Regions from separate parts of the Homo sapiens genome. Here region 2 is linked to region 1. The links are chromatin loops, found by intact Hi-C in ENCODE. Cell type or tissue: PC-3. All regions are shown on one strand. Each heading gives the region's core, and the rest is flanking DNA. Links, peaks and the distances in the headings are about the cores only. Region 1 overlaps ERC1 (ELKS/RAB6-interacting/CAST family member 1). Region 2 overlaps ERC1 (ELKS/RAB6-interacting/CAST family member 1).

The links. A loop is a pair of places that touch in the nucleus more often than their neighbours do. Peaks named below come from ENCODE experiments on the same cell type or tissue, not always from the same donor. Only the 100,000 strongest peaks of a DNase experiment are listed, where the experiment ranks them.
Region 2: a loop joins it to region 1, with 2.6 times the contacts of the local background. A loop is called at or near these places in 1 of 110 quality-filtered maps.

Annotation. Positions count from the first base shown.
Region 1 is chr12:1,472,533-1,475,337 of GRCh38, forward strand. All of the region lies in intron 18 of ERC1 (ELKS/RAB6-interacting/CAST family member 1), which reads left to right. Among named protein-coding and RNA genes, the nearest start is that of LINC00942, 27 kb to the right of the region's middle. RefSeq lists an enhancer at 910-979. In PC-3, for the core only: no CTCF peak of the experiment used is centred there; DNase peaks (open chromatin) are centred at 1,699 and 2,299; H3K4me3 peaks cover 1,500 bases; H3K27ac peaks cover 2,046 bases.
Region 2 is chr12:1,313,326-1,316,130 of GRCh38, forward strand. The region is part of intron 15 of ERC1 (ELKS/RAB6-interacting/CAST family member 1); the gene reads left to right. Among named protein-coding and RNA genes, the nearest start is that of LINC00942, 190 kb to the right of the region's middle. In PC-3, for the core only: no CTCF peak of the experiment used is centred there; no DNase peak of the experiment used is centred there.

The DNA of each region.
Region 1 (2,805 bases), core at 197-2,696:
CCAGCCACTCGGGAAGCTGAGGTGAGAGAATCACTTCAGCCCAAGAGGTAGAGATTGCAGTGAGCCGTGATCACACCACTGCACTCCAGCCTGGGCAACAGAGTGTAACCCTGTCTCAAAAGAAAAAAAAAAAGAGAAGAGAAAAGGAAGGAAGGGAGAAAGAAAAGGAAAAAAGGAAGGAAGGGAAGGAGGGAGGAAGGAAGATAAATCTAGCTACCCTAAGGCATATGGCTAGCATTCACTCAGTAAATACTTAATGAACACTTATTACATGCCAGGCATAAAGTGTTGTTGATAATACAAGAAAGTAATTACATACTTGAGTTTCCCTCCCATCCAGGGAATCTCATCTTCTATCATGAGGGAAAGAAAGGAGGAAGTCCCTTTATATCACCACTTGAATCTGGAGGAGATGACTGTGAACTATCAAATTGTTAAGCAGTGGAATTTTGACTTTGGATAGACAGACCCGAATGGAGCCAAACTCTTGTTGTTTTTTGTTTGTTTTTCTGAGAAGGAGTCTCACTCTGTTGCCCAGGCTGGAGTGCAGTGGTGCGATCTCAGCTCACTGCAACCTCCGCCTCCTGGGTTCAAGCAGTTCTCCTGCCTCAGCTTCCTGAGTAGCTAGGATTACAGGCACGCACCACCATGCCCAGCTAATTTTTGTATTTTTTTAAGTAGAGACAGGGTTTCACCATGTTGATCAGGCTGGTCTTGAACTCCTGACCTCGTGATCCACCCACCTTGGCCTCCCAAAGTGCTGGGATTACAGGTGTGAGCCACTGCGCCCGGCCCAAACTCTCGTTTTTATTATGCCATTTTGTTCAAAGTTAGTTATGGGAGAGCAGTAACATCTTATTTACTTTTGGTCTAAGCAACAGCCTTTCCTTCCTGTAAAAACAAATTCATACATTGCCTGGCAAGGGAGTTCATCACAAAGTAGGAAGGGGAGCTGGGTGTGATGGTGCGCACCCGTAGTCCCGGCTACTCAGCGGTCTAAGGCAGGAAGATCACTTGAGCCCAGGAGTTCCAGGCTGCAGTGAGCTGTGATCTCGCCACCGCACTCCAGCCTGGGGGACAGAGTGAGACTCTATCTCAAAAAAAAAAAAAAAAAAAAGGACAGGGAGGGAGAAGGAGAAGTCCCCACAGCAGCCTCACAGCCATTACCACTTCCGGCCCACTTGCACAGTCTCTGCAAGTGCAGACTTGAAAGGAAAGAGGACTTTGGAGTTAACTTTAATGAGTGGGAAATAAACATAGGATAAATTCTTCAAGAGCAATTTTAGTTTTCCCTGGTACTAAGTGCTAAAGGGATTCTGTAGAGTCAAGAAGTGACCAGATGCCTGTAGAAAAATAGATCCCTGGGCAAAAAAGATTGAGGTTTAGAGGGATTGTAGAGGGTTAGAGGGATTCCAGATCCCTCTGACTGTGTAAGTTTTATGTCTTATTCAATAGATGCTCTTACGGCAAAATACATTTCCATTTATTCCAGTTGTGTGAAATTCCAAACTAGGAAGTTATTTTATGTCTTCGTATCTCCTAAGAAGCCTGCAGATTCAAGTTAGGGGCTTGTGGGCCAGACCTGGCCAGGACGAGCACCATTTCCACTTGATCTGTCAGCTCCAAAAGGCTCCGAACATCATGCCAGATTACAGCTCAGACCTCATGGCCTGTGACACATCCTGGGACTTAGCTGTTAGAACCTCAAGTTTAGATTCTTGTCTGCTTAAACCAAACTAGGCATTTCTGAATAATTTCCTGCCCTCCACCAAACCATCTGCAGAAAGGAATTAATCTGAGTCACTGCCAACCACAGAGGAATTCATTCACTGACCCCTCTTGTAACCGTCCCTTCTTTATACCCATCAATACATCCTCCCTTTCACCTCATGCTTTGTGACTATGAATAGAGTTGTTTACCTTGAAATCAGGCCAAGTCCACAGAACTTTTAACTGTATTTTCTCTTTTACAAATTTATTTCACGGAGTTCTGGTAGCTCTCTCTAACATCTTTACTAGAGAGAAAATGTTGTTTCTGTTCTAAAATCATGACTTGTGCTGAGCGGTAAATGTTTGGGGCAGTCTCCCTGAATCAAGCAGCCCGCCCCTCAGCTCTGCTTCTCTTTCTCCATTCAGCCCCCTCGCATTCCTTATTCTTTAGACTGTCAGCTTGTTCTCTGGCAGTTATCCTAACACTCAAAGAGGGAAGGGGGCCTGAGTGGTTTTCCCTGTAGCCAGTCGTAACCATGCTTTTGTCTGCCATATGCTTGGAGAGCCTCATCTCTGAAATGTTCCCGCTCTGCTGAGCTTCCTCCGTTCGTTTCTTCCCTGCACAGTGGTAGGGTGAGGCATTCTCCCCTTCCCTCTGCTGCATACGCTTCCAGCCTGTGTTGCTTTGAGCATTCAGATTGAGTTGCTCTTGCATTTGTGATTCTTGGCTCAAGTCCCTCTAGAAATCATATTACTACTCTGAGTTCAGGGAGGGCTGGAACAGCTACTAAGAACAGAATGCATTTTAATAACATTCAACACACAAAAAAGCCAGAGAATTTCTGCCAGAGGCCACCTTCGTATCCTATACTTGTCCCGTATTCCATCCCTTAAGAACTTTAAACACAGTGGAGTGCTACACTGTATGGTTTATGTGCCCTGCTGTCTACCAAAGGGCCTGTATCATCAGATTGTTTTGGTTTGGACATGCTTCAAATTTGAACTTAAATAGCTCTTTAGAACATTATCGAGGCCTTTCCCCAGAATTAATATCTATTCCTTTATTTCATTCACCATTTTCAGATTGTCTGCTAC
Region 2 (2,805 bases), core at 179-2,678, 160 kb before region 1:
AACAGGCTGCAAAGGAGGCTGGAATATCACGTTTTAGTTGGGCAGTGACTATCCAGTGCAAAATCCAGATTCCGTTAGTAAAGGATGTTGATGGAGTGGATGGATATTAAACAGAGATTCAACTTTCCTGTTCAGAAACGTGTTATAACTCCATATATTGCTTTAATTCTATCTATCCTAGATAGACTTACAAGGCTAGAATAAGACCTTTAGAGGCACTAACCAACCACCAAAAAGAGGCTAATCACCTCCCATATGTAAATCAAATTGTACAAAAAATTGAAAAAAATACATGTAAAGACCGAAAACATTTTGATTTATCCTATGACGTTTCAGTATTTTTCTGGAAGTATTAAATATTCTAAAATTTTTTTTTTTGCCCGGGTACGGTGGCTCATGCCTGTAATCCCAACACTTTGGAGGCCAAGCTGGGCGGATCCCCTGAGGTCGGGAGTTCGAGACCAGCCTGGCCAACATGGTGAAACCCTGTCTCTACTATAATACAAAAATCAGCCGGGCATGGTGGTAGGTGCCTATAATCCCAGCTACTCGGGAGGCTGAGGCAGGAGAATTGCTTGAACCTGGAAGGCGGAGTTTGCTGTGAGCCCAGATCACACCATTGCACTTCAGCCTGGGCAACAGAGTGAGACTCTGTCTAAAAACATAATAATAATAAATTAAATTAAATTAAAGTGTGTGGTAGTGATAATGGGCTGGAGGGTATGGTGAGTCTATGTTGCTGACATGCTAACCCACATCCTGTCTACTTCATCAGTATTTCCTATTGTATTAGAAAGATGAGAAGGTTCCTTAAATTTTTAACTCCATAGAGGTGATTCATTTACTATAAAGCCTTAAGAAAAATACTTACCCTATCTGGGCCTCTGTTTCTCCATCCATGAAATGAGAACATTGATCATAATAGAAAAGTAGGCAAAGAATATAATCAAGCAATTCACAAAACTATACACGCAGATGACTAATAAAATTATAAGAAAATATTAAGCCTCACTTATGACAAAAGAAGATTAAATTTAAATAAAAAGTTCCTTTCTAAAAATGTAACATAGTAGCAGAGATGTAATACCCAGTGGCAATAAGAATATAAAGAAACAAGTATTTGAGTGTAAAGATAGTCTGAAGTAGTAAACGAGGGCAACTAGGTGTATTTATCAAAGGTTTTAAAAAATGCGCAAAAACTTTTGACCCTGCAATTCTACTTTGAGGAACTTTCCTACCTGAATTTTTGACAAGCACACAATGATTGACCCTGGTAAATTGACATAAGGTATTTTTAACTCCAGCCAGTTTTTTTCTTTACTGTAGTAATTTGTGTGAAGCTTTCTAAGAAGTAAATATGTAATTTACTGTCAAAGCTTTTTTCTTTTAGAAAATCTAAGCCATGAACATTTAATATGTTTTCGTTTTACCTTATATTAGGAAGATAATGGCAATCTTTTAAAAATAAAAATTATTTCTTTGTTCATATCTTAATTTTTGTTTCAATCTGTCTGTCCATTTTGGTCTTGTCTATTTTACCTCTGGGCTCTATCTTTACTACAACCAGTCTTCCTAACTCTTCTCCCAACTTTCAGAAGTAGTTTTCTAACTATGTCAATGAAGTATTTCCAAATGAAACTTGCCAAATGGTCTAATGCCATAAAGACTTCTGCTTCTGTCTTCATTGGATTTTAGTCAGTAAATTTTCTTTCTTTTTTATTTATTTGTTTATTTATTTATTGAGAATGGAGTCTCACTCTCTCTGCTCACTGCAACCTCTGCCTCCCGGGTTCAAGCAATTTTCCTTCCTCAGCCTGCCAAGTAGCTGGGACTACAGGTGTGCACCACCACATTTGGCTAATTGTATTTTTAGTACAGGTGGGATTTCACCATGTTGTCCAGGCTGATCTTGAACTCCTGACGTCAGGTGATCCACCCACCTCGGCCTTCCAAAGTGCTGGGATTATAGAAGTGAGCCACTGCGCCCAGCCCATATTCAGAAGTTTTCTACAGTTTTTTTGTTTTGTTTTGTTTTGTTTTTTTGAGATGAAGCCTTGCTCTGTCACCCAGGCTAGAGTGCAGTGGTGTGATCTTGGCTCACTGCAACCTCCACCTCCCAGGTTCAAGCTATTCTCCTGCCTCAGCCTCCCAAGTATCTGGGATTACAGGTGCCCGCCACAACGCCTAGCTAATTTTTGTATTTTTAGTAGAGACGGGGTTTCACCATGTTGGCCAGGCTGGTCTCGAACTCCTGACCTCAGGGGATCCGCACTTTTGGAGGCCGAGGTGGGCGGATCTACAGGATTTTAAAACATGAAGTTGTGCCTCTTCCCAAATTTATTCTCAGACTTATTTTTTTACTAGTTTTATTTCTGAATGGCACATTAGAGAGAGAGAAAGCCAGAGAGAGAGAGAGCGAGAGAGAGGAAAGAAGAGACAAGGTGGGACCGATGGTATAATTGAGTTCATAGAAAGACAGTGAAGTGAATCATGGGTGTTTCATCACTTTACAAAACTGATAACAATAATATCATTTCTAGAAACGTGAATTTACAGTATGAAATGGTAAACATTTTTTTTTTTTGAGACGGAGTCTCACTCTGTCGCCCAGGCTGGAGTGCAGTGGTGCAGCCTTGGCTCACTGCAAGCTCCACCTCCAGTGAGCCATTCCCCTGCCTCAGCCTCCCCCAGCAGCTGGGACTACAGGTGCATGCCATCACGCCCGACTAATTTTTTGTATTTTTAGTAGAAATGGGGTTTCACCGTGTTAGGCAGATGGTCTTGATCTCCTGACCTCGTGATCCA